Linked DNA regions of Homo sapiens: all the other regions are linked to region 1. A link is a loop called in an ENCODE intact Hi-C map of the cell type or tissue named here. Cell type or tissue: GM12878. All regions are shown on one strand. Each heading gives the region's core, and the rest is flanking DNA. Links, peaks and the distances in the headings are about the cores only.

Region 1 (11,026 bases), core at 904-8,903:
CAAGGGGGTTACATTTAATAAAAGGATGAAGATGGATAGAAGGACTGGTGTCGTTCAGAAGGACCTGCTAGGAGAGAGATGGGGAGAGAGTGTGCCACACTGACAAAGCCCCCTCACCAATCCACAGACAAAGCCCCCTTACCAACCACAGACAAAGCCCCCTCAACAATCCACAGACAAAGCCCCCTCAACAATCCACAGACAAAGCCCCCTCACCAATCACAGACAAAGCCCCTCACCAATCCACAGACAAAGCCCTCTCACCAATTTCTGTCTCCTAACTTGATTGCTGTTCTCTGTCATCTATTAATACAATACAACTTGAATCTGGGATATGAAATTCCCTCTTTTGGGCTGGGCATGGTGGCTCATGCCTGTAATCCCAGCACTTTGGGAGGCTGAGGTGGGCAGATTACCTGAGGTCAGGAGTTCAAGACCAGCCTGGCCAACATGGCAAAACCCCGTCTCTACTAAAAATACAAAAACTAGCCAGTGCCTATAATCCCAACTACTCAGGAGGCTGAGGCAGAAGAATCCCTTGAACCTGGGAGGCGGAGGTTGCAGTGAGCCAAGATCGCACCACTGCACTCCAGCCTGGGCAACAGAGCGAGATTCCGTCTCAAAAATAAATAAATAAATAAAATAAAATAAAGCAGGAATTTGCTGGGTGCAGTAGCTCACGCTTGTAATCCCAACACTTCAGGAGATTGAAGCGGGTGGATCACCCGAGGTCAGGAGTTCAAGACCAGCCTGGCCAACATGGTGAAACCCCGTCTCTACTAAAAATACAAAAACTAGCCGGGCGTGGTGGCAGGTGCCAGTAATCCCAGCTGCTTGGGAGGCTGAGGCAGGAGAATCGCTTGAACCCAGGAGGCAGAGGTTACTGTCAGCCGAGATCATGACGCTGTACTCCAGCCTGGGTGACAGAGCAAGAACTCTGTCTCAAAAAATAAAAATAAATAAAGAAATAAATAAATAAAAGTGAGAATTTCTTTTCTTTTTTTTTTTTAGTACTCAAAGATTTTTATACTCAGGAAAGAATTTTATACTCAAAGATTCAAGATCACAAAAATGTACCGCTCATTCGTTTTTCTTTCTTTTTAAATTATTTTATTTTATTTTTTCAGGGACAGAGTCTTACTCTGTTGCCCAGCCGGGGGCACAGTGGCACGATCATAGCTCACTGCAGCCTCCACCTCCTGGTGTCAAGCGATCCTCCCACGTCAGCCTCCCAAGTAGCTGGGACTAAAAGCAAGCACCACCACACCCGGCTAATATTTTATTTTTTGTAGGGAGGGGGTGTTGCTATGTTGGTCAGGCTGGTCTTGATCTCATGGGCTCAAGCAGTCCTCTCACCTTGGCCTCCCAAAGTGCTGGGATTACAGGTGTGAGCCACTGCACCTGGCCTCATTTGTTTTTCTTTTTGAGACAGAGTCTTGCTCTGTTGCCTGGGCTAGAGTGCAGTGGTGCAATCTTGGCTTACTGCAACCTCCGCCCCCCAGGTTCAAGTGATTTTCCTGCCTTAGTCTCCCGAGTAGCTGGGACTACAGGCACGCGCCACCATGCCCAGCTAATTTTTTGTATTTTTAGAAGAGACAGGGTTTCACCATGTTGGCCAGGCTGGTCTGGAACTCCTGACCTCAGGTGATCCACCCGCCTCGGCCTCCCAAAGTGCTGGGATTACAGGCGTGAGCCACCTCACCTGGCCATTTTTTATTTAATAGTCTTTATTAATTATTAAAATTGCAGTAAAATATACATTACATGAAATTTATTTTCTTAAGCTTTTTTTTTTTCTTTTTTTTTTGAGACGGTGTCTTGCTCTGTCACCCAGGCTGGAGTGCAGTGGTGCGGTCTCAGCTCACTGCAAGCTCTGCCTCCTGGGTTCACGCCATTCTCCTGCTTCAGCCTCCCGAGTAGCTGGGACTACAGGCGCCTGCCACCACACCCGGCTAATTTTTTGTATTTTTAGTAGAGACGGGGTTTTGCCTTGTTAGCCAGGATGGTCTCGATCTCCTGACCTCGTGATGCACCCGCCTCGGCCTCCCAAAGTGCTGGGATTACAGGTATGAGCCACCACGCCTGGCATTTTTTTTTTTTTTTTTTTTGAGATGGTGTCTTGCTCTGTCACCCAGGCTGGAGTACAGTGGCGCAATCTCGGCTCACTGAAACCTCCGCCTCCTGGGTTCAAGTGATTCTCCTACCTCAGCCTCCCAAGTAGCTGGGATTACAGGCACCCGCCACCACACCCGGCTCATTTTTGTAGTTTTAGTAGAAACGGGGTTTCCCCATGTTGGCCAAGATGGTCTCGATCTTCTGACCTTGTGATCGACCAGCCTCGGCCTCCCAAAGTGCTGGGATTATAGGCGTGAGCCACTGCGCCCAGCCCTTAGACTTTTAATGCTCATAAACTAAGATTCAGGATCTCCAAGGAAGATTTTGAAGTTCAAAAGCCAGGGAGGCTGAGGGCAGAGGATTGCTTCAGGCCAGGAGCTCGAGACCAGCCTGCACAAAATAGTAAGATCTTCCTCTCTACAAAAAAAAAAAATAAATAAAAAAATAAAAAAAATAAAAAAATTAGCTCTGCATGGTGGCACACAACTGTAGTCCCAGCTACTCAGGAGGCTGAGGTGGGAGGATTGCTTGAGCCCAGGAGGTGGAGGCTGTGGTGAACTATGATTGCACCACTGCACTCCAGCCTAGGCAACAGAGTGAGACCTCATCTCTAAAAACCAACCAGGCCAGTCACAGTGGCTCACGCCTATAATCCCAGCACTTTGGGAGGCCGAGGCGGGCAGATCACTTGAGGTCAGGAGTTTGAGACCAGCCTGGCCAACATGGTGAAATCTCATCTCTACTAAAAATACAAAAATTAGCCGGGCGTGGTGGCAGGTACCTGTAATCCCAGCTACTTGGGAGGCTGAGATAAGAGAATCACTTGAACCTGGGAGGGGGACGTTGCAGTGAGATGAGACTGCACCGCTGCACTCCAGCCTGGGTGACAGAGCAAAACTCCATCTCAAACAAAAACAAAAACAAAGAACAAAAAACAAAACAAAGCAAAGAAACAACCAAGTAACCAACTGACCAACAAAAGCCAGGGAGTTGCTTTTTGGGTAAATCTGCAGGCTGCTAGCATAACCCTTAGGAGGCAAAAAGATGGGCTGGCCTAAGCTGACAGGGCTGGGGAAGGATCATGGGCTATAAATTAATTTGGGAAAAAGTAGTTCATACTTCCAAATATATTACCCTACCATACTACTAACAGAGGCACCTCCCGTGTCAAGTATTCAGTGTTGTCTGGCGCCATGAAAGTAAGCACTTCCTACACAGTATCTAGATTAATCTCACAGCCAGCTTCGTGGTATTTTATCTTATTTTATTATTTATTAATTTATTTTTGAGATGGAGTCTAGCTCTGTCGCCAGGCTGCAGTGCAGTGGTGCAATCTTGGCTCACTGCAACCTCCACCTCCCAAGTTCAAGCGATTCTCCTGCCTCAGCCTCCCGAGTAGCTGGGATTACAGACACACGCCGCCACACCCAGCTAACAGTTGTATTTTTAGTAGAGACACAGGGGTTTCGCCATGTTGGCCAGGATGGTCTCGATCTTCTGACCTCGTGATCTGCCCACCTCAGCCTCCCAGAGTGCTGGGATTACAGGCGTGAGCCAACTGCAACCGGCCGGGTTTCTTTTTGTTGTTGTTGTTTTTTTTGTTTTTGAGACGGAGCCTTGCTCTGTCGCCCAGGCTGGAGGGCAGTGGCGCGATCTCGGCTCACTGCAAGCTCCGCCTCCCGGGTTCACGCCATTCTCCTGCCTCAGCCTCTCGAGTAGCTGGGACTACAGGTGCCCGCCACCACGCCCGGCTAATTTTTTGCATTTTTAGTAGAGATGGGGTTTCATCGTGTTAGTCAGGATGGTCTTGATCTCCTCGCCTTGTGATCCGCCCGCCTCGGCCTCCCAAAGTGCTGGGATTACAGACGTGAGCCACTGGGCCTGGCCAGTTTTTATTTTTATATGAAATAGAGCATAGTGGTCAGGGCTCCAAGAGATTCTAAGGTCCTCTGTGCCCCTGTGAAATTAGCTATAAAGTTTTGGGAAAGACTTCGCCTCTCTGAACCAGAGAAAGATAAAATCAGCTCGCCACAGGCAGAGAGTCGGTATGCACCTAAGCACAGAACCACGCTCTTAACCGTCACTCTAGTGCCGGGTGGGGATCTTGGTATATCCTAGCTCTCTCTGCAACCCCAGGTAAGCCAACGCCTAGATGGTACCTGCACACACCTGGCCAGGTGCAGGATATAGCCTCTGAAGCCTGGAGTGAAGTGTTTTTCATGTTTGAGGAACCATGAATCTAGAAATGGGTGTTGGAGGAAGCAATGCAGTCACAAGGGATCAGGAACTAGGACGGGGGGTTTCTGCCCCTCCCGTGACTCCCCCAGAGTCACACCATGAACCTACCTATGGCCTAAGGTGGCTACCTGGGCTGTCTAGTTCAGGGTGTTGGTGAGGTTGAGGTCATGGACTTGTTCTTGGAGTTCCTGGGTGGCCCTCACCTTCAGCCCCAGGCTGTGTGAATGACTCAGGCGCAGACCTGCCTGAAAAGCACGTATAATCCAGTAGGGGACTTAACAATCAACCAGGCAATTATAACACAGAGTTGATGAATTTCATAAGGAACACAGGTGGCTGTGGGAGCAAATACAGATCTAACCCAGGCTTGAGTAGGGGAGGATGGTCAGGGAGGGCTTCCTGGAGGAGGAAACATCTAAGGTGGCAACTGTATAATCAGCTGGATGGAGTCACCTAGAAAATAAATGAGGGGACAGCCTAGCACGGTGGTCCATGTCTGTAATCCCGGCACTTGGGGAGGCCGAGGCGGCGGATCACTTGAGGTCAGGAGTTCGAGACCAGACTGGGCAACATGGTGAAACCCCCATCTCTACTAAAAATACAAAAATTAGCCGGTGTGGTGGCAGGTGCCTGTAATCCCAGCTACTCGGGAGGCTGAGGTAGGAGAATCACTTGAACCTGGGAGGCAGAGATTGCAGTGAGCTGAGATTGCACCACTGCACCCCAGCCTGGACGACAGAGTGAGACTCAATAATAATAATAATAAATAATGAAGGGAAAGTTTTTTAGGGAGAGGGGCAAATGATAGTGATCCTGGTAGGTTCTGGAAACTTCAAGGGGCTCATTTTGCTTGGAGAGGGAGGAAAGTGGGGGTGGGGTGGGTGAAAAGTTGTTGGGAGACCGGGCGTGGTGGCTCATGCCTATAATCCTAGCACTTTGGGAGGCCGAGGCAGGTGGATCACTTGAGCTCAGGAGTTCGAAACCAGCCTGGCCAACATGGTGAATGTACAACGGACAGCCCCCAATACAGACAGACAGACACACACACACACACACACACACACTCACTCACTCCTACCCCCAGCCCTAAGAATTTACAAACACTGATAAAGACAAATGAAATCAGCGGATATAGACTTCAAACGCCGTCAGACAGACACCCACTAGATCAAACAGGGACATTCCTAAACATCACACAGACACATCGCCAGGCAGTCCCACCGCAGACAGCCACAAATTAAAGCCGCGCTTGCCCCCTGATGGACAGCAGCAGTAGTGCGCCACCTCGATAGCGCAATCTCCCAGAGCGCTGGCATTGCAGGCGTGAGCCAACGTCCGCAGCCAAACACGTTCATATTGTTGAGAAGGCAGAGAAATACAAAGTAGGTGGAAGGGTCTCCACCTACAGCTGTTTTCTGTGGTCTGAGGATTCTTCCCACGTCTTTAATTTCTAGTGCTTTCTAGGGGTCTCAACTTGAACTATTTAATATTTTCTGGAAGAGAAACATTTTTTGTGGGGGGGGCGGGTGGGGGTGGGACCGAGTCTCGCTCTTGTCTCCCAGGCTGGAGCACAGTGGCGCGATCTTGGCTCACTGCAACCTCCGCCTCCCAGGTTCAAGCGATTTTCCTGCCTCAGCCTCCCGAGTAGCTGAGATTACAGCGCCCAGCTAATTTTTGTATTTTTAGTAGAGATGGGGTTTCACCATGTTGGCCAGGCTGGTCTCGAACTCCTAACCTCAGGTGATTCGCCCGCGTCGGCTTCCCAAAGTGCTGGGATTACAGGCGTGAGCCACCGCGCCCGGCCCAGAGGAACTTTTTTTTTTTTTTTCCAGAGGAACATTTTTTATCCAAAGGAATGACTCCCTAATGGTGGAATTCCAGGCAATGAAGTGAGGCGCGAGGCAGATTGTCACATAGGGAGCTGTCATATTTCATGGGTACCATTCACGCAAGGCGGGACTTGTTCTTAGGCAGCCAACACTTCCGCATTGTCCTGGCATTTGAGCCGCGGAACCAAGTTCCGCGTATCTTGCCCATTGTAACCCCACAGCACCAATTTGAAGCTATGTAGTGCCCTCTGGTGGCCTTCGGTGATTTGGCTTCAGTGTCTCAAACTCTCTGATTAGACTGTTTCCAAAGAGAAGGCTGTTAGGGGGCCTCAGAAGTCAGGTTTGGATGTTTGAGCTCTAAGCTGCAGGATTTGGGGAGCCGTGGTGTGGGGGTGATTTATTTATTTATTTTTGAGAAAGAGTCTCACTCTGTCGCCCAGGCTGGAGGGCAATGGTGTGATCTTGGCTCACTGCAACCTCCACCTCCCAGGTTCAAGTGATTCTCCTCCCTCAGCCTCCCGAGTAGCTGGGACTACAAGAGCCCGACACCACGCCCAGCTAATTTTTGTATTTTCTTTTGAGTAGAGACGGGGTTTCACCATGTTGGCCAGGCTGGTCTCGAACTCCTGACCTCAGGTTATCCACCTGCCTTGGCTTTCCAAAGTGCTGGGATTACAGGTGTGAACCATGCCTGGCCGGAGTGGGGATGATTCAAACAGTGGATATTCGCATAGAATGTGCCCATTCCTATGGTGTAAATAGTCCCACCGCATCTGATTTCTTTTTTCTTCTTTTTTTTTTGTTTTTTGTTTTTTTGTTTTTGAGATAGAGTCTTGCTCTGTTGCCCAGGCTGGAATGCAGTGGCACAATCTCAGCTCACTGCAACCTCCACCTCCTGGGTTCCAAGCAGTTCTCCCTGCCTCCGCTGCCTGAGTAGCTCGATTACAAGTGCCCACCACCAAGCCCAGCTAACTTTTGTATTTTTAGTAGAGATGGGGTTTGGCTGTTTGCCAGGCTGGTCTTGAACTCCCGACCTCAGATGATTTGCCCGCCTCGGCCTCTTACAGTGCTGGGATTACAGGTGTGGGCCACCGCACCTGGCCCACAGCTGATTTCAAGTCATCATAAGTATCCTCACTTTCCTTGCCTCCAGTCCACCCAGCAAAAGCACAACTAACATCAGAGAGCTCAGGCACGGGGATAACCATAAGGTCCTATGTAATCTGCATCTCCCTTCCTGCCTTGGCCATGCTGGCCACAGGCAGCAGGAAGGGGCAGAGGAAGGAGCTGGGCGAGGATGTGGCCTCAGCTGGAGTTTACTTAGAGATTAGCTCCATGGAGAAAAATAAAGTGGAGTAACATGCTAGCAAGTTTTTATTTAAAACTTTAAAAATAAAAAAGTTTTTGAGGCCGGGCATGGTGGCTAATGCCTGTAATCCCAGCACTCCGGGAGGCCGAGGCAGGCGGATCACAAGGGCAGGAGATCGAGACCATCCTGGCTAACACGGTGAAACCCCGTCTCTACTAAAAATATAAAAAATTAGCCGGACATGGTGGCAGGCGCCTATAGTCCCAACTATTCGGGCAGCTGAGGCAGGAGAATGGCGTGAACCCGGGAGGCGGAGCTTGCAGTGAGCCGAGATCGCACCACTGCACTCCAGCCTGGGCATTACAGTGAGACTGTCTCAAAAAAAAAAAAAAAAAAAGAAAAGTAAAAAAAGAACAGAATGCTTTGGCATATTTAAAAATGGTTCCTGCCGGGCACAGTGGCTCATGCCTGTAATCCCAGCACTTTGGGAGGCTGAGGCGGGTGGATTACGAGGTCAGGAGATCGAGACCATCCTGGCTAACACGGAGAAACCCCGTCTCTACTAAAATAGTACAAAAAAATTAGCCAGGCGTGGTGGCGGGCGCCTGTAGTCCCAGCTACTCGGGAGGCTGAGGCAGGAGAATGGCGTGAACCCAGGAGACGGAGCTTGCAGTGAGCCGAGATCGTCCCACTGCACCCCAGCCTGGGCGACAGAGCGAGACTCTGCCTCAAAAAAAGAAAGAAAGAAAGAAAGAAAGAAAGAAAGAAAGAAATCTAGCCCCTTCCTCAGGGCCGAGAGAATTTTGAGCACTAGCCTTCTCTCGGTCGCCTGAATTCATCTCAGAGTGTGGCATTTCTCTGCAACTCACTCGGTTACAACACGGGGTGTGGATTATTCAGGAGTGTTCTGGGAAGGGGTTGAGGATTTTCCAGAACTAAGGGTTCCTCGCCTTTCTAGACTCTCTAGGATAGCTTCCGGACATTGCCATGGCATCTGTAAACTGTCATGGCGCTTGCGGGAGTTTCTTTTAGCAGCTAATACATGATAATTAGTGTATAATAAGAATGAACAATGAGGACAACCACAGGTCAGTTTTGTCGCCATCTTGGTTTTGGTGGGATTTGGGCTGGCTTCTCTACCGCAGCCTGTTTAATCAGTAGGGTCTTTATGACCTGTATCTTGTGTCGACCTCCTATCTCATCCTGTGACTAAGAATGCCTGATCTCCCGGGAATGCCCAGCAGGTCGCAGCCTCATGTTACCCAGCTCCTGTTCAAGATGGAGTCACACTGGTTCAAACTCCTCTGACAAGTTTGTAAAACTTATGAAACTGCGGGGGCTGCCCTAAGACTTCTGCACACTGAGTCTTGAGCGATTCGTCAATTACCGTTCAGGTTTTTCTACCCCGGTACTGGTTCCTGAGGTGTTTTCTGCTCCAGTAAACCGACACTCTCTCTCTGACTCTCCAATTCATAACAAAACATTTCATGACACGAAACACAAACATACATAAAATGTACTTTTTTTTTTTTTGAGATGGAATCTCACTCTGTCACCCAGGCTGGAGTGCAGTGGCGGGATCTCAGCTCACTGCAACCTCTGCCTCCCGGGTTCAAGCAATTCTCCTGCCTCAGCCTCCTGAGTAGCTGAGATTACAGGCACGTGCCACTATGCCTGGCTAATTTTTTGTACTTTTAGTAGAGACGGGTTTCACCATGTTGGTCAGGCTGGTCTCGAACTCCTGACCTCATGATCCACCTGCCTCAGCCTCCCAAAGTGCTGGGATTACAGGCGTGAGCCACCATGCCCAGCAAAATGTACCTCTTTTACCATTTTCTTTTTTTGAGATAGGATCTTGCTCTGTTGCCTGGGCTAGAGTGTAGTGGCACGATCACAGTTCACTTCAGGCTCAACCTCACCAGGCTCAAGCGATCCTCCTCCGTCAGCCTCCTGAGTAGCTTGGATTACAGGCACCAGACACCACACCCAGGGCAGCTGTTTGCCCTGTGTCCTTGTAACTACCCAGTGGGTTCACCTTGCTCTCCGCCTAGACAGAGTCAATTTCTCAAGACAGGAATTGCAGTAGAGAAAGAGTAATTCACACAGAGCCGGCTGTGTGGGAGACTGGAGTTTTATTAATCAAATCAGTCTCCTTGAGCTTTCTGGGAGCAGAGCTTTTAAGGACAACTTGGTGGGTTGGGAGAAGCCAGCGAGCCAGGAGTGCTGATCGGTCATGGATGAAATCACAGGGAGTCAAAGCTGTCTTCTTGCACTGAGTCAGTTCCTGGTGGGGGACCACAAGATCTCATGAGCCAGTTTATCAATCTGGGTGGTGCCAGCTGATCCATCAAGTGCAGGGTTTGCAAAATATCTCAAGCCCTGATCTTAGGAGCAATTTAGGGAGGGTCAGAATCTTTTAGCCTCTAGCTGCATGCCTCCTAAACCATCATTTCTAATCTTGGGGCTAATTTGTTAGTCCTACAAAGGCAGTCTAGTGCCCAAACAAGAAGGAGGTTTGTTTTGGGAAAGGGCTGTTATCGTCTTTGTTTTAAACTATAAAGTTCCTCCCAAGGTTACTTCCGCCTATGCCCAAGAATGAACAAGGACAGCTTGGAGGTTAGAAGCAAGATGGAGGCCAGGCGCGGTGGCTCACGCCTGTAATCCTAACACTTTGGGAGGCCAAGGCAGGTGGATCACCTGAGGTTGGGATTTCGAGACCAGCCTGACCAACATGGTGAGGTGAGAGGATGGCTTCAGCACAGGAGGCTGAGGCTGCAGTGAGCTATGATTGTACCATTGCACTCCAGCCTGGGCAACAGAGCAAGACCCTCATCCCAAAACAAAAGCAAAAATAATAATAATAATAAACCCCAACCCTCACCCAGTCTGTAGTACTTAGTTATGGCATTCCTAACAGACCAATACAGTGAAACTAGGTCTATCGCCAGAAAAGCCCATTCTGTGGGCTAACAGAATATATTGTCCCTTATTTTTTTATTTTTTTTGACAGAGTATCGCTCTGTCACCCAGGTTGGAGTGCAGTGGTGTGATCTTGGCTCACTGCAACCTCCACCTCCTGGGTTCAAGCAATTCTTCTGCCTTAGCCTCCTGAGTAGCTGGGATTACAGGCATCCACCACCATGCCTGGCTAATTTCTGTATTTTTAGTAGAGATGTGTTGTCACCACATTGGCCAGGCTGGCCTTGAACTCCTGACCTGTGATCCGCCCACCTCAGCCTCCCAAAGTGCTGGGATTACAGGCATGAGCCACCGTGCCCAGTCTATTGCCCGTTATTTAGGCTGTATCTTTGTGTAGCTCCTCCACTTCCCAGAACCCTCTATCTTCTCAGAGGCTTAGGCCTGGAGATCCATTTTCTTTCTCTAGATTCTTTGAGACCCACTTCCTTCAAATTCAGCTCCCCGTCTGCCTGGTCTCAGGGGCCCTATCTTTGGGGATGAATAAGATGATTTATTATTTTTTTCTTCAGTCATTTTGCACTTTCACATATTCTTCTGGGTCATCTTCTCATAATGT
Region 2 (8,000 bases), core at 1-8,000, 59 kb before region 1:
GGTGTGCGCCACCACGCCTGGCTAATTTTTTTGTATTTTTAGTAAAGACAGGGTTTCACCATGTTGACCAGGCTGGTCTCGAACTCCTGACCTCATAATCTGCCCACCTCGGCCTCCCAAAGTGCTGGGATTACAGGCGTGAGCCACCATGCCCGGCCTATACTTTAAGTTCTGGGATACATGTGCAGAACGTGCAGGTTTGTTACATAGGTATACACGTGCCATGGTGGTTTGCTGCATCCATCAACCCATCATCTACATTAGGTATTTCTCCGAATGCTATCCCTCTCCTAACCCCCAGCCCCCGACAGGCCCCAGTGTGTGATGTTCCCCTTGGTTGAGGTTTGAATTACTGATGGCACTTTTGGCTATCATGAATCAAGTTGCTAGCTGGATATGGTGGCACATGCCTGTAGTCCTAACTCTTTGGAAGGCTGAGGCAGGAGGATTGCTTGAGCCCAGGAATTTGAGACTGCAGTGAGCTGTGATTGGGCCAGGCTGCACTCCAGCCTGGGTGACAGACTGAGACTGTCTCAAAAAAAAAAAAAAAAAAAAAAGGAAAGAAAAGAAAACAGAATCAAGCTGCTATGAACATTCTGTACAAGTCTTTGTATGGACATGTGCTTTCATTTCTCTTGAGTAAATGCCTGGTAATGGAATATATCGTATGATAGGTGCATGCTTAATGTTTTAAGAAAACTTACCAGGCCAGTCACGGCGGCTCATGCCTGTCATTCCAGCACTTTGGGGAACTGAGGCGGGAGGATTGCTGGAGCCTAGGAGTTTGAGACCAACCTGACCGACATAGTGAGGCTCTGTTTCTTAATTTTTTTTTTTAATAAGAAGAAAATGTACCAACTTTTCTTCCTTTGTGCTGGAATTGCAAGGTAAAAAAATAATAGTAATAACAAGGAAAACGTACCAACTTTTCCAAAGTGGATCTGCCATGTGATGTTCCTGCCAGCTGCTCAGCATGCTTCTCTTCTTTGCTTCACTATCTGTCTCATTTTTTTTTTTTGAGATGGGGTCTTGCTCTGTTGCCCAGGCTGGAGTGCAGTGGCATGATCTCGGCTCACTGCAACCTCTGCCTCCTGGGTTCAAGCGATTCTCCTTCCTCTGCTTTCCAAGTAGCTGGGACTACAGGCGTGTTCCACCACACCCAGCTAATTTTGTATTTTTAGCAGAGACAGGTTTCACTATATGTTGGCCAGGCGCGTCTCAAACTCCTGACCTCAAGTGATCAACCCACCTCAGCGTCCCAAAGTGCTGGGATTACAGGCATGAGCCACCACACCCAGCTTCTTTTTTTTGTTTTGTTTTGTTTTTTGTTTTTTTGAGACATCCTCGGTCTGTTGCCCAGGCTGTGCAGTGGCGTGATCTCGGCTCACTGCCACCTCCGCCTCCTGGGTTCAAGCGATTCTCCTGCCTCAGCCTCCAGAGTAGCTGGGATTACAGGCGCCTGTCACCACGCCTGGCAAATTTTTGTGTGTGTGTGTGTGTGCAGTCGGGGTTTCACCATGTTGCCCAGGCTGGTCTTGAACCCCTGACCTCAAGTGATCCGCCCGCCTCAGCCTCCCAAAGTGCTGGGATTACAGGCGTGAGCCACCGCACCCAGCCGCTCACCATCTCTTTGTCGCCTGCATGGCACCATTCTCTCCTGTACCACCCCAAAGCCTTACCAGGTGCCTCCTGCATTTAACCAGGTCCCATAGCTCTCTGTGCTTCCCGGCACACCCTCTCACCACCCTCATCATCAATTATTCACCTTGCTGACTGCTTAGTGTTTGTCTCCTGGCTGGATTACATAAGCCCTGTAAGGGCAGAGCTCTGTTTGTCTTGATCACCATTAGGTTCTGGTGCTTGGCATACAGTAGGCATTCCACACATGCTTGCTGAATTAATGCATGACCGGGTCTGGGGTGCTGGGTTTCACACCAGGCTCTACCGCAAACATTGGGTCAAGTATTTTCATTCCCGACGTACAGATGAGTCAATTGAATCAACGGAAAGCAAAATGATCCCATCCAAGCTCCCTCAACTTGCCGGGCTGGTCTGGGAGTCGAACCAGATCTGCCTGACCCTCCCACCGGTGCTGAAAAGTGGAGTGTGTGCTGGGGTGGTAGGGGATGGGGCAGAAGAGAGACGGGCTTCCTCACAGAAGGGTTTGAGGGCTAGGATGAGGCGTGCACACTCTGCACCCCTGCTTCGGAGCTTTGAAAGGGTGCACAGCACACCCGCCCTCTCTGGGAACCCTCGGGAGCTTGAGGTTGCCTGATGAAGGGGCTGATGGGTTGAACGCAAAGGGCCCCTCCACCCACCCTTTTTTCTATCTCCCCAACCAAGCCCTGGTAACAGGCATTTCCGGTTTCCGGCCGGCTCCCTGGTGCTGGGGTGGGGGTGGGGAGTTGATTGCTGCCGTCGTGCTTGGCTCTGGGTCCCCTTCTCCCAGACCCCAGAGGCCTCTGTCCCTGCACACTGCTTCCCCGAAGGAGCGTGGAAAGCCAGCCGACCTTTCTGGCTCTTTCTTCATCTTGGGCAGGGGTTTTGTTGATGGGAGGCTGGCTGGCAAATGGGGAAGAATGAACCTCAGGGTTCACCGCAGTGCGCCTGGGTGCTGATTTGCATATGGGCACGATGCCAGCACAGTGGGTGCCCGCCTCTTCCTGGAGGAAGGAAGAGGGGCACTGAGGGGGGTTGCCCCCAGCAGGGAGGAACCGTCCTCATAATGCCTCTCCTACGTTTGTTTAAAGGACCATCATTCTCAGCAAACTATAGCAAGGACAAAAAACCAAACACCGCATGTTCTCACTTATAGGTGGGAATTGAACAATGAGAACACATGGGCACAGGAAGGGGAACATCACACACAGGGGACTGTTGTGGGGTCGGGGAAGTGGGGAGGGATAACATTAGGAGATATACCTAATGCTAAATGAGGAGTTAATGGGTGCAGCACACCAACATGACACATGTATACATATGTAACAAACCTGCACGTTGTGCACATGTACCCTAAAATTTAAAGTATAATAATAATAAAATTAAAAAAAATAAAGGACCTCCTGTCCTTTGCCACTTTCTCACACTCTTCAGGCGACCAGGAAGTCCTTTCTGGTGGTCTAACTGCAGTCACTGCTGCTGTCTGATGGAGCCCCTTTCTTTAGCTGGCCCCACCGCAGCCCGGAGAGGGGATGAATCATGCCCCCTTTCCCCTCTTTGAGGCATCACATGACTGGAAGGAAGCTGTCTCCGGGTTCAGCTGATCTCCCTGAGGTCAGGAGGGAACTTCCTCCCTCGAGCCACAGACACAGCCATCTGCTCTATTGTCTCTGGTGATCTGCCTGCCCATGAGCGCCCTCATTATGCCACTCTCTAAGAGGCACCAGGAGCAGCTTAGTGTGGTTCAAAGAGGCAGTGTTGTACAGAGGTTAGAGGCACAGACTTTGGGATCCAGTGCTGGTATCTGGTTCTCCATTCCTATCTGTGTGGTCCGGGATGGGCAGTATCCCCTCTCTGAGCCTCAGTTGTTTCCTCTGTCAAAGGGAGATTTATTCATTCGACAGATTTTATTGAGCATCTACTATGTGTCAGACATGGTACTAGGTATTGAGGTCCTCTATTTACCCAAAGGAGTTGAACATTTATGTCCACACAAAAACTTACACTCAAGTCTTTGTAGCGGCTTTATTCATGATTGCTGAAACTGGGAGGCAACAAATTGTCCTTCGGTAGATGAATGCGATGTAGGGCAAGGCAAGCCCTAAATTGGGGCTCAGCCTGGGACGGTTCTTTGTTTTGCCCAGGAAAGAATTCCAGGGCGAGCTGGAGGTGTTAGACAGTAGCTTTTACTGAAGTGAAAGTGCATAGCGGCAGTTGCAGAAGTCCTGCTCCTCGCAGAGCAGGGCTACCCCACAGGCTGTGAGCCCGGAGTAATCAGGGTTGCAGTCATCTTTGTACCCACTTTAATTATATGCAAATTAAAGGGCAGATTATGCAAATTTCTAGGAAAAGGGTGGTAACTTCTGGGTTGTCGGGTCATTGCCTTGGGAAAGGAGTAGTAGCTGCTGGTGTTACCATCACAATGGCAAACTGCCATGGCACACTGGTGGGCATGTCTTATGGAAAGGTGCTTCTGCTCCAGCCCTGTTTTAGCTAGTCCTCAATTTGGTCCGTTGTCTGAGCCCCACCTCCAGAGTCAAGTTCCACCTACTTCCTCGTATGGATAAATAAGCTGTGGTGCATCCAGACAATGGAATATTATTATTATTATTAGAGATGGACTTTTGCCCTTGTTGTCCAGGCTAGAGTGCAATGGTGTGGTCTCGGCTCACTGCAACCTCTGCTTCCCAGGTCCAAGCTGTTCTCCTGCCTCAGCCTCCTGAGTAGCTGGGTTTACTGGCACCTGCCACCACACCTGGCTAATTTTTGTATTTTTAGTAGAGATGGGATTTCACCATGTTGGCCAGGCTGGCCTCAAACTCCTGACCTCAGGTGATCCAGCCACGTCGGCCTCCCAAAGTGCTGAGATTACAGGTGTGAGCCACTGCTCCCAGCGCAGACAATGGAATATTATTCAGCACTGAAGAGAGATGAGATGAGCTCTCAAGCCATGAAGAGACACGCAGGAACCCCAAATGCATATTACTAAGTGAAAGAAGCCAGTCCCAAAAGGCTACATACTATATGATACCAGCTATGTGATGTTTCAGAAAAGGCAAAACTGTAGAAGCAGTAAAAAGATCAGTAGTTGTCAGAGGTTAGTGGAAAGGGGGTATGGATAGGCAGAGCATGGAAGCTTTCCACGGCAGTGAAAATACTCTCTATGACACTATAATAGTGGATACCCATCATCATACATGTGTCCAAATCCAGAGAATGTGACGCACGGCAGGCAAGCCCCAAAGTGGGGCTTAGCCTGTGAGGCTTCTTGGTTTCACCCAAGAAGCCTCACAGGCTAAGGAAAGAATTCAAGGGTGATTCCAGTGGTAGGGTAGACGAAAACAGCTTTATTGCCGTGGCAGTGTTACAGCTCCATGACTGCTCTTGCAGGGCTACCCCACAGGCTGAGAGTAGCAGCTCAGGGCAGTTTGGCGGTCCTATTTATATTTATTTATTTATTTATTTAGAGACAGAGTCTTGCTCTGTCGCCCAGGCTGGAGTGCAGTAGTGCAATCTCAGCTCATTGCAACCTCTGCCTCCCAGGTTCAAGCAATTCTCCTGCCTCACCCTTCTGAGTAGCTGGGATTACAGGCGCGTGCCACCACGCCTGACTAACTTTTGTATTTTTAGTAGAGATGAGGTTTCGCCATGTTGGCCAGGCTGGTCTCAAATTTCCGACCTCAGGTGTTCTGCCTGCCTTGGCCTCCCAAAGTGCTGGGATTACAGGCATGAACCACTGTGCCCTTCCCATACCTCCTTTTTTTTTTTTTTTTGAGACGGAGTCTTGCTCTGTCGCACAGGCTGGAGTGCAGTGGCGCAATCTTGGCTCACTGCAAGCTCTGCCTCCCACGTTCACGCCATTCTCCTGCTTCAGCCTCCCAAGTAGCTGGGACTACAGGCGCCCGCCACCATGCCCGGCTAATTTTTTGTATTTTTAGTAGAGATGAGTTTTCACCATGTTAGCCAGGATGGTCTCGATTGCCTGACCTTCCTGAGGCGTGAACCACCCGCCTCAGCCTCCCTAAGTGCTGGGATTACAGGTGTGAGCCACCGCCCCCCGGCCCATACCTCCTTTTAATTACATGTAGAGTAAGGGGCAGTTTATGCAGAAATTTCCAGGGAAGGGGTAGTAACTTTTGGGTGATCAGGTAATTGCCATGAAAAGCGGTGGTAAGGCCGGGCGCAGCGGTTCATGCCTGTAATCCCAGCACTTTGGGAGGCCGAGGCGGATGGATCACCTACAGTCAGGAGTTCGAGACCAGCCTGGCCAACATGGTGAAACCCCGTCTCTACTAAAAATACAAAAATTAGCTGGGTATGGTGGCACACACCTGTGATCCCAGCTACTCAGGAGGCTGAGGCAGGAGCATCGCTTGAACCCGGGAGGTGGAGGTTGCAGCGAGTTGAGATCATAATACTGCACTCTAGCCTGGGCCACAGAGCAAGACTCCATCTCAAACAAAACAAAACAAAACAAAAACAAAGAAAATAGACCAGTTGTGGTGGCTCACATCTGTAATCCCAGGACCTTAGGAGGCTGAGGCAGGAGGATCACTTGAGCCCAGGGGTTCGAGACCAGCCTGGGCAACATAGTGAGACCCTCATTTCTACAGATACACACACACACACACACACACACACACACATACACGCACACACACATGAGTTGGGGGGATGGTTTCAGGATGAATCAACCACATTACATTTATTGTTCACTTTATTTCTATTATTATTACATTGTAATATATAATGAAATAATTATACAGCTCACACATATGTGTATATATATATGCACACACACTATATGAATATTATATATAGTAATATTTATTCATTTATATGAATAAAAAAGAAACTAAAAGAGAGGAGGAAAGGAAGGAAGGAAGAAGGAAGGAAGGAAGATCAGCCTGGAGTCTCTGGACTGCCCTGATGGAAGTGTCTTGGATGCTAAAGGGGTTTATGGGCTGATTCCCTCAACTTCCTCCCGTCTAACAAGGTCTGGTGTTCCATCAAGGCAGTGGCTATGCTCCCAAGAAGTTTGCAAATGACAGAAAACCTAATTACAGGTCAACAAACCATGACCTGTGGGCCAAATGCAGCCTGCCACCTGTTTTTGTAAATGAAGCTCTTTTTTTTGAGATGGAGTCTCACTCTGTCACCCAGCCTGGAGTACAGTGGCACGATCTCGGCTCACTGCAACCTCCGCCACCCGGGTTCAAGCAATTCTCCTGCTTCAGCCTCCCGAGTAGCTGGGATTACAGGTGCATTCCACCACGCCCAGCTAATTTTTGTATTTTTAGTAGAAACGGGGTTTCACCATGTTGGTCTGGCTGGTCTCGAACTCCTGACCTTGTGATTCACCCGCCATGGGCTCCCAAAGTGCTGGGATTCCAGGCGTGAGCCACCATGCACGGCCAACAATTTTTTTTAATGAAAATAATTTTTTCTCAATGCCGTTTTGGAAGAGAAGCAAACTCGTATGTGGGTTTTAAGTATGGCTTCATTCAGTAGCTCCAACAATGTCATCAAGGACTGCATGTCTCTGTGATGGATTCCTTTTCTGGCTTTGTAAATCTAGGATCTCCCACTCATGGCAGCAAAGTAGCTGCAGTTGCTCCAGACCGCCTAACCTCACTCTTGACCAACACAGCGGAGAGTAAATCACTGTCCCAGAAGCTGGAGCTTAAGATCCGGGATTTGCACTCTCTCATTGGTCTGAAGTGGGTCATGTGTTAATCTCTGAACCAATAGTCATAGGCAAGGGGATGGGCCATGCTAATTGACTGGAACTGGGGGTGGAGCCCCTCTCAGCCCATGTTGCTAGAAGAGAAAGAGGAAAGGGTATGGATGTGTGCATAATTAGTTAATGAATATATTCATTCTTTCCACCATCCCTCATTGATTTGTCTACTGCGTCCCAGCAGCAGGGAATGTGATGGTTGATAAGAACTTGTTTCTGCTCTCATGGTGATCCCAGTCTACTGGGATTCCACGATCTGTTCAGACAGGTACAACCTGTTGTAATCAATGCTGTGTATTCATTAGGATAGAGGTTTGGCTACTGTAACAGTTAGGTAGAGATTAATTTATCATCTAAACCTATAGAGCAGCAGTCTCCAACCTTTTTGGTAGCAGTGACCGGTTTTGTGGAAGACAATTTTTCCATGGACCAGAGTTAGGGGGGATGGTTTCAGGATGATTCAAATGCGTTACATTTATTGTTCCCTTTATTTCTATTATTATTACATTGTAACATATAATGAAATAAGTATACAACTCACCATAATGTAGAATCAGTGGGAGCCCTGAGCTTGTTTTCCTGCAACTAGATGATCCCATCT
Region 3 (11,026 bases), core at 1,870-9,869, 110 kb before region 1:
CTCTACTAAAAATACAAAAACTAGCTGGGCATTGTGGCACGCGCCTGTAATTCCAGCTACTCGGGAGGCTGAGGTGGGAGAATCGCTTGAACCTGGGAGGCGGAGGTTGCAGTGAGTCAAGACTGCACCACTGCACTCCAGCCTGGGTAACACAGCGAGTCTCTACCTCAAATAATAATAATAATAATAATAATACATTAGCCGAGCACAGTGGCTCATGCCTATAAGCCCAGCACTTTGGGAGGCTGGGTAGAAGGATCACTCACTTGAGCCTAGGAGTTCAAGGCCAGCCTGGGCAACGTAGTAAAACCCCATCTCTTAGAAGAAGAAGAAGAAAAACCCAAGTAAATTTTTTTAAAAACTAAAAAAAAAAAAATCCACCATTGGTTGGGTTTTATCCCAATAATGCAAAGATAGTTCAATATCAAAAAATGTATCCATCTAGTTCACCACATTAATTGGCTAAAAGAAAAGCAGCATATGGTTATCTATTTAATAGCTCAAACACTTAAAATATTGACAATAAAAAAATCTGGCAGATTAAAAAAAAAATCTTTACTCACTCTTTCCAGGCAACAAAATCCTCTTCCCAGTTCTGTTACATAATAGGAATGATGTTTGCCACTTGCAAACAGGCAGCCAAATTATATTTTGCCATTTGCATGTAACCTCTTGGACAGAATGGCTTTTATTGGTGTAAAGTTCCATTCAGAACTCTCTAGTTCCTGAGTTTCTACGGTGGAGGGGTTAAGGGTGCATGTTCTAGAGTCACGACAAACTGGACTTGATTTCCAGCTTCATCTCAGGACTTGGGCAGCCTGTTTTACCTTTTAATTCCTCAGTTTCTTCATCTGTAAAGTGGATCAGGTATTAGAACTGGAATGAAGTTGGCAGGGTGCAGTGGTTTATGCCTGTAATCCAAGCACTTTGGGAGGCCGAGGCAGGCAGATGGCTTGAGACCGAGTTTGAGACCAGCTTGGCCAACATATGGAAATCCTGTCTCTACTAAAAATATAAAAATTAGCCAGGCGTGGTGGCGTGTGCCTGTAGTCCCAGCTACTCCAGAGGCTGAGGCACGAGAATCACTTGATCCCGGGAGGCACAGGTTGCTGTGAGCCGAGATTGCGCCACTGCATTCCAGCCTGGGCGACAGAGTGAGACTGTGTCTCAAAAAAAGATAAAAAATAACTGGAAGGAAGTTGAGCTCAGATCTGGTCTTTTCCAAAGGTCCATTATAGTCGTGACTACCTGTATATATAGACATAGGGGAGACAGGGATGAGAAACTGATGATAATGATAACAGTATTTATTAGTCACTTACTGCATTCTAGGCACTATTCGAAACAGTGTACATGGATTTATTCGAATTTTCAAGGTTTCCTGAGAGATTGTATGCAGACTTAAGATCTGTCTTGTTTAGTGTTATATTTATCTTTATTTATTTTTTCCCCTGCCCCCCCTTCTTTTTTTATTTTTTAAAAATTATTTTGATTTTTTACTAGAGACAAAGTCTCACACCATTGCCCAGGCTGGTCTTGAACTCCTGGCCTCAAGTGATCCTTCCACCTCAGCCTCCCAAAATAATGCTGGGATTACAGATGTGAGCCACCACGGCCAGCCCAGTGTTATATTTCTGATGCTTGGAATAGGACCTGTATGCAGTAGGTACTCAATATGTATATGAGTAATAGTGAGGACTTACTAGGTATCAGGCATTGTATTAATCCTCACAGTGACCCACATGAGATATTAGGATCATTATCTCCATTTCCAAAATAAGCAAACAGCAGTGGGGGTTCAATGATTTAAGCCAAGCTCACACAGCTAGGAAATATTCAAACTGAGATTCGAACCCAGGCAGTCGGGCACTAGTATTTGCATCCTTAACCATTGTCCTGCCTTGCTATTTGCTCCTTGATGCAAAACCCCTGTTTTTTGCTTGTTAAATCACATGGAGCCCGGTGCTGTGGCTCATGCCTGTAATCCCAGCACTTTGGGAGGCTGAGCCAGGAGGATCCCTTGAACTCAGCCTGGGCAACATAGCCAGACCCCATCTCTACTAAAAATTTTTGAAAAATCAGGCGAGTGTGGTGATGCGGGTCTATAGTCCCAGTTACTCAGGAGGCTGAGGCAGGAGTATCACTTGAGCCCGGGAGGTTAAGGTTGCAGTGAGCCATGATTGCACCACTGCACACCAGCCTGGGGAAAGAGTCAGAATGAGACCCTGACTCAAACAAAACAAAACAACAGCAACAAAAAAACTCACACGGAAGTATGTTTTCCTGTCTATCCTGTCTCCCTTGTCATAGGGAAGCCCTAAAGAAAATGAAGGATGTCTATGAGAAGACACCTCAGATGGGGGACCCCGCCAGCTTGGAGCCCCAGATCGCTGAAACCCTGAGCAACATTGAACGGCTGAAATTGGAAGTGCAGAAGTATGAGGTCAGGAAAGACCCTGGGGAGGGGCGGGAGCCAGCGGGCCTGGCTGAGTCACTGCTGGGTGGGGTGGGGGGTCGGGGACAGGGGAGGTGTTCGGAGCGGGGGGTCTCCAGCTGTTTTCCATCACAGCCTTGGCTGTGCGTGGGTGATCTCAGGGAACCTCTGGGTCCAAAGTGGGCTGACCCCGGAGCTCTGCCCTGGAACGATTTTCCTGTCCCCTCCTCCCAGGCGTGGCTGGCAGAAGCTGAAAGTCGAGTCCTTAGCAACCGGGGAGACAGCCTGAGCCGGCACGCCCGGCCTCCCGACCCCCCCGCTAGCGCCCCGCCAGACAGCAGCAGCAACAGCGCATCACAGGACACCAAGGAGAGGTGAGGGGTGACGTCAGAGTGGGTCTGTTCCCAGGGTCCCAGGAGGGCCTGTCTTTATCTGCCGAATTATCCCCAAACAGCTCTGAAGAGCCTCCCTCAGAAGAGAGCCAGGACACCCCCATTTACACGGAGTTTGATGAGGATTTCGAGGAGGAACCCACATCCCCCATAGGTCACTGTGTGGCCATCTACCACTTTGAAGGTGAGAACGGCCAGAGTGGGCTTGGCGGGGTATGGGAGGCAGTGTCTCTGGCTAGGTTCAGTTTAAATTCGCCTAAAGCAGGGCTGGGCGGGTGGCTCAGGCTTGTAATCCCAGCACTTTGGGAAGCTGAGGCAGGCAGATCACTTGAGGTCAAGAATTCCATACCAGCCTGGCGAACACGGTGAAACCCCATCTCTACTGAAAGTACAAAAATTAGCCAGGTGTGGTGGCGCACGCCTGTGATCCCAGCTACTCGGGAGGCTGAGGCAGGAGAATCCCTTGAACCTGGAGGCAGAGGTTGCAGGGAGCCAAGATCCGTGCCACTGCACTCCAGCCTGGGCGAGAGCGAGGCTCTGTCTCAAAAATAAAAAATAAAAATAATAAATTTTGCCTAAAGCAGATCTGGGCCCACCCCCACCCCCATCACAGGGTCCAGCGAGGGCACTATCTCTATGGCCGAGGGTGAAGACCTCAGTCTTATGGAAGAAGACAAAGGGGACGGCTGGACCCGGGTCAGGCGGAAAGAGGGAGGCGAGGGCTACGTGCCCACCTCCTACCTCCGAGTCACGCTCAATTGAACCCTGCCAGAGACGGGAAGAGGGGGGCTGTCGGCTGCTGCTTCTGGGCCACGGGGAGCCCCAGGACCTATGCACTTTATTTCTGACCCCGTGGCTTCGGCTGAGACCTGTGTAACCTGCTGCCCCCTCCACCCCCAACCCAGTCCTACCTGTCACACCGGACGGACCCGCTGTGCCTTCTACCATCGTTCCACCATTGATGTACATACTCATGTTTTACATCTTTTCTTTCTGCCGCTCGGCTCCGGCCATTTTGTTTTATACAAAAATGGGAAAAAAAAAAAAGAAATTATATAAAGTTCCTAGAGTCGGTGTCTTATTAGAGGATTTAAATACTGGGACTGGAAGTATCTAACACCACGTTTCTTACAGGCCACACAGGGAATGAGGAAGGGGAGGTGATCTTGGGCACACCTTGGGTCAACCCTGCCCCTTTCTGGAAGTTGGCCTATGTCATTGTCAGTGGGTGTCTGCTTGTGACTCAGGTAGGGAGAAGGATACCAAGTTTCTTTTTTTTTTCTTTTTGAGACAGTCTCACCCAGTTGCCCAGGCTGGAGTGCAGTGGCGTACGTGATCTCAGCTCACTGCAGACTCCATCTCCCGAGTTCAAGCAATTCTGCCTCAGCCTCCCAAGTAGCTGGGATTACAGGCACACACCATCATGCCCAGCTAATTTTTGTATTTTTTGTAGAGACAGGGTTTTGCCATGTTGGCCAGGCTGGTCTTGAACTCCTGACCTCAAGTGATCCATCTGCCTCGGCCTCCTAAAGTGCTGGGATTATGGCGTGAGCCACCGCACCTGGCCAGGACACCCAAGTTTCATCCCTTCTGAATGCACTGCAGCTTCTGAGAATGGGTAGCACTTATTGAAGACCTACTGTGTGCCAGGCATTCTCCACCTGGGGTCTCATTCCTGGCCACAATTCTTAGAAAGTACACAGCCTCAACTTTTACATTTTTTAAAAGTTTTTTATTTTTCAGTTTTTGTAGAGATGAGGTCTCACCATGTTGCCCTGGCTGGTCTTGAACTCCTGGCCTCAAGCCTTCCTTCCGCCTCGGCCTCCCAAAGTGCTGAGATTACAGGCCTGAGCTGCTGTATGGCTATGATTTTGTTAAAGGCCGACACAGAGGTGAAGTCAACTGCTAGAAATCACGGCTTTTAAGAGGTGGAGTCACATTTGAACTCTGGCCTCTGATGCCAGATCTGCAGGTCACATGTTCACCATGGTCCAGGTGACCCTGACTGCGGTCCCCACCTCTTCTGTGAGGCACAGGGCAGGATTCCACCTGAGGCGCGAGGAGCCTGGGACGACTCCTTTGGTCTCTTCTGGGGTTCGCAAAAACCTGGGGGTCCCGGGTGTGAAGAAGGGTGTCTGCGCTCTCAGCGGTCAGGCTCCAGGCGCTGCGACAGGACGCCGAGGACGCGCTGGAACTTCTCAAAGCGTTCAGCGCGCGGAGCTCCCGCGCCCCGGCTACCCCAGAGCAGCCTCCGCACGAAGCCGGTGGTCAGGGCCTCCCTCAGCTCCGGGTTAGGCCGGAATCCTGGAAGCAAGGTCAGGTGGGCTGGGGGCGGGGCCCAGGCGCCCGCCTCGCCCCTCCCAACCTCCCGGCACCTTCCTTTCCCCAGAGGACTTTGACCCAACAGGGGCCCGGGAGGGACCTGCCCCACCTGCGGGATGACTAGGCGGGGTCAGAGGGGAGGGGGCTTCCAGCTCTCTGCAGGAATGGGGGTGGGGTGCCTGAGGGGCTCTACCGCAGTGCAATGGGGTGGCCTGTTCCAGGTGCCAGATCCTGGAGGTCCCGCCTTAGGGGCTGTGCCTGGACGTGGGGCTGCCCCGAGGACGGGATCCCAGGTTGTCGGGGAAGGTGGGGGGATCTTGCCGGGTGGGCTGCCCTAGGATAGGACGGAGGAGTCGTTTTGGAGGGAGCAGGGCGTTCTTGGGGATCGAGATCCCTGGGGGACGGGATCGTCTTAGGTGGGAAGGGGGAGTGGGGACCCGCGGAGGTGGCTCTGGGGGCAGGACAGCCCGTTTTGAGGTGGACGGCCCTGTTCCTATCAATACCGCTGGATGCAGCGTTTGCTTGGGGTGAGAACCTTCCTGGAGTGGAGCCGTCCCAGTTTGGGTGGGGCTCCGGGAGGCGTGGCGAGAGGCTCCCCTCCTGGGACAGGCTGGGTTTGGGGGATCCGGTTAGAACCTGCAGGGTGCTCTGAAGTCTGCAGTCCAGCGCAGAGGGAACGCTCACCTCGCAGGCGCTGGGCTGCCACCTTGCGGAATTTGGGTGCGTCCCGGACCATGTGACGCGCCCCGTGCAGGGTGCGCAACAGCCGCTCACAGCTCTCGTCCAGCGGCCCCGCGACTTCCTCGCCCTCCAGTAGGCGAACCATGGGTGCCACGTGCGGCAGCGCCACCTCGCCGGGGTCGCAGGGTCCTGCGGAGGGGGAGGGTCTGATCAGGGTTTGGGGCTGTAGATGGGGCATAGGGCAGAGGTGGAACCTAGGACAAATGCAGGGGCGGGGCTTAGGACTGAGCGACAGCGGGGTCTGTGGAGAGGGGCCAGGACCACACGCCCCGTATGGAGGGCGGGGCCTATGGCGAAGGGGCGTAGCCTAGGGAAAGGGGCTGGGACCAAGGCTGGTGGGGGCGTGGCCTAGGAACAAGTCTCGTGTGGAGGGCGGGGCCTAGGGAAAGGGCCAGGACCAACCCTCATGTGGAGGGCGGGGCCTATGGTGAAGGGACCGGGCCTAGAACAGATGCAGGGACTGGGCATAGGACTAGATTGAGTCCTGTTAAATTTGGTCTGGGCCCCCAGGGGATGCTAAGCCCCAGACCTTCACTTACCAGCGCCCTCATCCAGAGCCCGCATCAGCGGCTTCAGCTCCTGCTCAAAGGCCAGCGCAGCCTCCGTGTGGCTCCTTCGGAGCTGGCGCCACGTGTGCTCCAACCGGGACACCTGGGAGAAGAGATCTGAGCACGCCTCCTCTCCAGTCTTCCCAGTCACCCGCACTCCAGCTTCCTCCAGTCCCTGCTCCCCACGAACCTGGGGCATGAGCAGGGCGCCCATGACTGCAGCCAGCCCGGGCAGGTCCCCCGCCGCCCCTGGCCGCAGCGCCAGCGCCAGCTCTACCAGTCCCCTCAGTGCGGCTGCGCGCTCCTCCAGCGGCCCCGAGCAGCCCAGCACCGCCAGCGCCCCGGCCAGCGCCAGTGTCTGATGCCTGCAGAGGTGGAGGGCAAGGGTCTGGGGGAAGTGGGGAGGTTTGTAATGCAGGGGTGAGGGGGGACAGGAGGTGGCATTGCCCCATCTCCCTTCTTCCCTGGGGAACCATGAGTGGGGAGCTGTTTGGAGATCTTGGGAAGTGGGGGGAATTGGCCTCCCCCAACCAAGATTACAAGCTGCTGGCTCACCTCTCCAGCAGTTCCAACCTCAAGTGGTGTCCATGGGGAAGAGTGAGCAGCTCCAGGCCAGATGAGACTCCCATGTTGCCCCGCTGATCTCTGGTCACTCCCAGGAGGCCTGTGGCCTGCAGAAGGGAATGGGGAAGTCAGGTGAAGCGTGATTATGTAGGCATGGTTGGGTCTTGCCCTGGGCCTGGGGAGGAGCATCCCAGGAGGTGACCCACCTGGCAGTCTACCAATAGCAGGTGAAGGGCGGTGCTCCCAGGATGGTGCTCCAGGAACAGGCCACGGAGGGTATGCAGGACTTGGGGTTCCAGGGGCCGATTCTGGGGGCCCAGCAGGCAGGAGGGGGCATCATGGGGGCAGAAAGAGATCTCAGCCTGTGGTCTTGTAAAACATCTATTCTCTTCCTCCTCATCCTCCTCGGCCTCCCACCATGGGGCCTCTGGCTCTGGGCAGCTTTGGCTCGGGGATGTTCCCTGGACACTGGGCACTCGGGGCACCAGCTCGCAGTACGTCGGGGGACGTTCAGAGGCATCAGGCAGTTCGAAGGAGGGTGTCCGGGGGGGCTTCGTTGGTGCCTTGGCTTGAAGCTGCCCATCGGAGGCCCTGAGACTGTCGGCAACAGTTCCCAGGGGAGCAGGGGCCTTCAGCAACACCGGGTCACTGCTCGTTCGGGGCAAGGCAGATATGGGCATGGTGGAGGCTTCTAGAGGTCATACAAGAGGGGTCAATGGGAATACACAGGGAAGATTGCTGAATGGGCGGGGGTGAGAGCTTCATCGGCTACCACCCACCTGATCCATCCACTCATTCCAATAATGGGGTATAACAACCTATCCGGGTGCAGTTTTGAATTTCAACCACCTCGACGGTAGAAATGCTACATGCTTACACATGGTTAGAAAACTTTAGCATCTCTATAGTTCTGTAAATTATTTTTTTTTAATTTTATTTTATTTTATAGAGATGGGATCTCACTGTGTTGCCCAGGCTGGTCTGGAATTCCTAGTCTCAAGCAATCCTCCCTCCTCGGCCTCCCAAACTGCTGGGATCACAGGCATGAGCCACCTTGCCTGACCCTATGAATTCTGAATACTACATTTTAAATTTGAATTCTTTGTTTTTGCCCCTCTGACTGAAAGATGGTAAGCAGTGACCCAACGAAATTAAAAATTTTTTTAAAAAAAGGATGAGCGTGGTGGCCGACGCCTGTAATCTCAGCATTTTGGGAGGCCAAGGTGAGAGGATTGCTTGAGGCTAGGGATTCCAGACCAGCCTGGGCAACATAACAAGATCTTGTTTCTACAAAAAGTTAGAAAATTAGCTGGGCATGGTGGCATGCACCTGTGGTCCCAGCTACTTGGGAGGCAGAGGTGGGAGGATCACTTGAGCCAGAGGCTGCAGTGAGGTATGACTGCACCACTGCACTCCAGCTTGGATGACAGAGTAAGACCCTGTCTCAAAAAAAAAAAAAAGATATCTATCTATCTACAATTAAGTGATATATCTCTCTATATCATATCTATAGAGATAGATATATATTATATAAATATATAATATATATTTAAATTAAGTATATGTTAAATAAAATTAACATTATTAAATGTATAATGTTGCCCTATATACTACATATAATTACATTTATATATGATAGATATTTTACTTTTTTTGTGATAATATATCTCTCCATAGACATATCTATATAAAATATATACAATTAATATAGATATCTATAGAGAGACAAAGTATAAAAAATTCACAAAGCTGCGTATGGTATGACACTCAGATAAGTGTCAAAGAAACCAAGCTTATTAAACTTTCTTTTCTTTTTTTTCTTTTTTATTTCTTCTTAAAAAAAAAGATACATGTGCAGAATGTGCAGGTTCAGTATCTGTGTGCCATGGTGGTTTGCTGCACCTACTGACCCCTCCTCTAAGTTCCCTCCCCTCATCGTAAACTTTCAAATGACGTCCTTTGTAAGTTGGTGGCATGTTGATCTCCTGGACTATTAGTACTTAAAACTGTACTAAGACTTTTGGGAGACTGTATTTACCATGCCTTTGAATAGGCTCTTTTCTAGGAACTTGAAATCATCCAACAGTGCCTGGCTCACTCTGAGTTAAGGTCCAAAGTGCTCACAGTAGCTGAAAAATCCTCACAATCTGAGCCCCAGGGTCTCTCTCTCTGACTCTCCCCTCATTCCCTCTGCTTCAGCTACACTCGTGTGTCCCTCCTTCCCTCCCTCCCTTCGTTCCTTCCTTCCTTCCTTTCTTTTCTTTCTTGACGGAGTCTCACTCTGTCACCAGGCTACAGTGCAGTGGCGCCATCTCGGCTTATTGCAACCTCTGCCTCCCGGGTTCAAGTGATTCTCCTGCTTCAGCCTCCCGAGTAGCTGGGACCACAGGCGCCACCACACCCAGCTAATTTTTGTATTTTTAGTAGACACGGGGTTTCACCATGTTGGCCAGGATGGTCTTGATCTCTTGACCTCGTGATCCGCCCGCTTTGGCCTCCCAAAGTGCTGGGATTACAGGCTTGTAATTTCTGGACTATTAGTACTTAAAACTGTACTAAGACTTTTGGGAGACTGTATTTACCATGCCTTTGAATAGGCTCAACCTGCACATTCTGCACGTGTATCTTTTTTTTTTTTTTTTTAAGAAGAAATTGAGCCATTGCACCCAGCCCTTTCTTTTCTTCTTCTTTTTTTTTTTTTTTTTAAATTTGAGTCAGGGTCTCACTCTGTGGCCCAGGCTGGAGTGCAATGGTGCGATCACGGCTCACTGCAGCCTTGACTTTCTGGGTTCAAGGAGTCCTCCTGCTTCAACCTCCCAAGTGGCTAGGACCACAGGCGTGCAACACCACACCCAGCTACCCACTCATTTTTTGGTTGAATGAACAGCTTAAATTCTTGTTCTGACCCAAGAGCCTTTGCACTGCCTCTTCCTCCTGCCTGCTTATCCCCCAGTTATCCACCTGTTCCCTCCCTCATTTCCTTCAATTTTATTTTTTTCTGCAATGGGGCCTTTCCTGACTACCACTTAAAATTGCTTGCTTGGGTACAATGGCTCACGCCTGTAATCCCAGCACTTTGGGAGGTTGAGGTGGGTGGATCACCTGAGGTCAGGAGTTCGAGACCAGCCTGACCAACATGGGGAAACCCCATCTCCACTAAAAATACAAAATTAGCAGGGCGTGGTGCACATGCCTGTAATCCCAGCTACTCGGGAGGCTGAGGCAGGAGAATCACTTGAACCCAGGAGGTGGAGGTTGCAGTGAGCCGGTATCACGCCATTGCACTCCATCCTGGGCAACAAGAGCAAAACTCTATCTCAAAAATAAATAAATAAATAGAAATAAAATAAAATTGCAATATACATCTCCATCTTTATAGTCTCTATCTCCCTTACTCTGTTTTTTTTGTTTTGTTTTGTTTTTGTTTTTTCGGTTTTTTTGAGACAGTCTCACTCTGTCCCAAGTAGCTTGGATTACAGGCATATGCCACTACACCTGGCTAATTTTTGTATTTTATTTTATTTTATTTTTTTTTAGTAGAGATGGGTTTTCACCATGTTGGCCAGGCTGGTCTCGAACTCCTGACCTCAAGTGATCCGCCCACCTTGGCCTCCCAAAGTGCTAGGATTACAGACCTGAGCCACCTCACCCTTCCCTTACTGTTTTTTGTTTGTTTGTTTGTTTTTTGAGACAGAGTCTCACTCTGTTGTCCAGGCTGGAGTGCAGTGGTGCAATCTTGGCTCACGGCAACCTCTGCCTCCCGGGTTCAAGCAATTCTCGTGCCTCAGCCTCCCGAGTCTCCCGAGTAGCTGGGATTACAGGTGTGTACCACCACGCCCGGCTAATTTTTGTAGTTTTAGTAGAGACGGGGTTTCGCCATGTTGGCCAGGCTGGTCTCGAACTCCTGACTTTAGGTGATCCGCCCGCCTTGGCCTTCCAAAGTGCTGGGATTACAGGCCTGAGCCACTGTGCCTGGCCTTCCCTTCCTGTGTTTTAATTTTCATCTTGAAGCAAACAAAATTGCC

What was found. Peaks named below come from ENCODE experiments on the same cell type or tissue, not always from the same donor. Only the 100,000 strongest peaks of a DNase experiment are listed, where the experiment ranks them.
Region 2: a loop joins it to region 1, with 12 times the contacts of the local background. A loop is called at or near these places in 14 of 110 quality-filtered maps.
Region 3: a loop joins it to region 1, with 5 times the contacts of the local background. A loop is called at or near these places in 34 of 110 quality-filtered maps.

What each region holds. Positions count from the first base shown.
Region 1 is chr19:6,857,326-6,868,351 of GRCh38, forward strand. It overlaps VAV1 (vav guanine nucleotide exchange factor 1), which reads left to right. Exons shown (of 27, transcript NM_005428.4): 27 at 1-36. Among named protein-coding and RNA genes, the nearest start is that of ADGRE1, 25 kb to the right of the region's middle. RefSeq lists an enhancer at 5,679-5,818 and a silencer at 10,840-11,026. In GM12878, for the core only: CTCF peaks have their summits at 5,619 (motif pointing left) and 6,432 (motif pointing left); DNase peaks (open chromatin) are centred at 5,606 and 6,366; H3K4me3 peaks cover 714 bases; H3K27ac peaks cover 1,014 bases.
Region 2 is chr19:6,799,310-6,807,309 of GRCh38, forward strand. The region is part of intron 1 of VAV1 (vav guanine nucleotide exchange factor 1); the gene reads left to right. Among named protein-coding and RNA genes, the nearest start is that of VAV1, 31 kb to the left of the region's middle. RefSeq lists enhancers at 2,403-2,923, 2,714-2,783, 3,666-3,885, 7,249-7,543. In GM12878, for the core only: a CTCF peak has its summit at 3,347; DNase peaks (open chromatin) are centred at 2,332, 2,612, 3,302 and 4,098; H3K4me3 peaks cover 3,066 bases; H3K27ac peaks cover 3,354 bases.
Region 3 is chr19:6,747,624-6,758,649 of GRCh38, forward strand. It overlaps TRIP10 (thyroid hormone receptor interactor 10), which reads left to right. Exons shown (of 15, transcript NM_001288962.2): 12 at 2,311-2,443; 13 at 2,669-2,808; 14 at 2,889-3,010; 15 at 3,440-3,907. The coding sequence ends at 3,588. It overlaps SH2D3A (SH2 domain containing 3A), which reads right to left. Exons shown (of 10, transcript NM_005490.3): 5 at 7,208-7,692; 6 at 6,993-7,108; 7 at 6,628-6,802; 8 at 6,429-6,540; 9 at 5,833-6,018; 10 at 4,537-5,130. The coding sequence ends at 4,970. LOC124904623 (a long non-coding RNA gene) reads right to left here and starts at 964. Exons shown (of 2, transcript XR_007067109.1): 1 at 828-964; 2 at 541-733. RefSeq lists silencers at 5,777-5,956, 6,127-6,336. In GM12878, for the core only: a CTCF peak has its summit at 5,858 (motif pointing left); DNase peaks (open chromatin) are centred at 5,918 and 6,208; H3K4me3 peaks cover 803 bases; H3K27ac peaks cover 1,077 bases.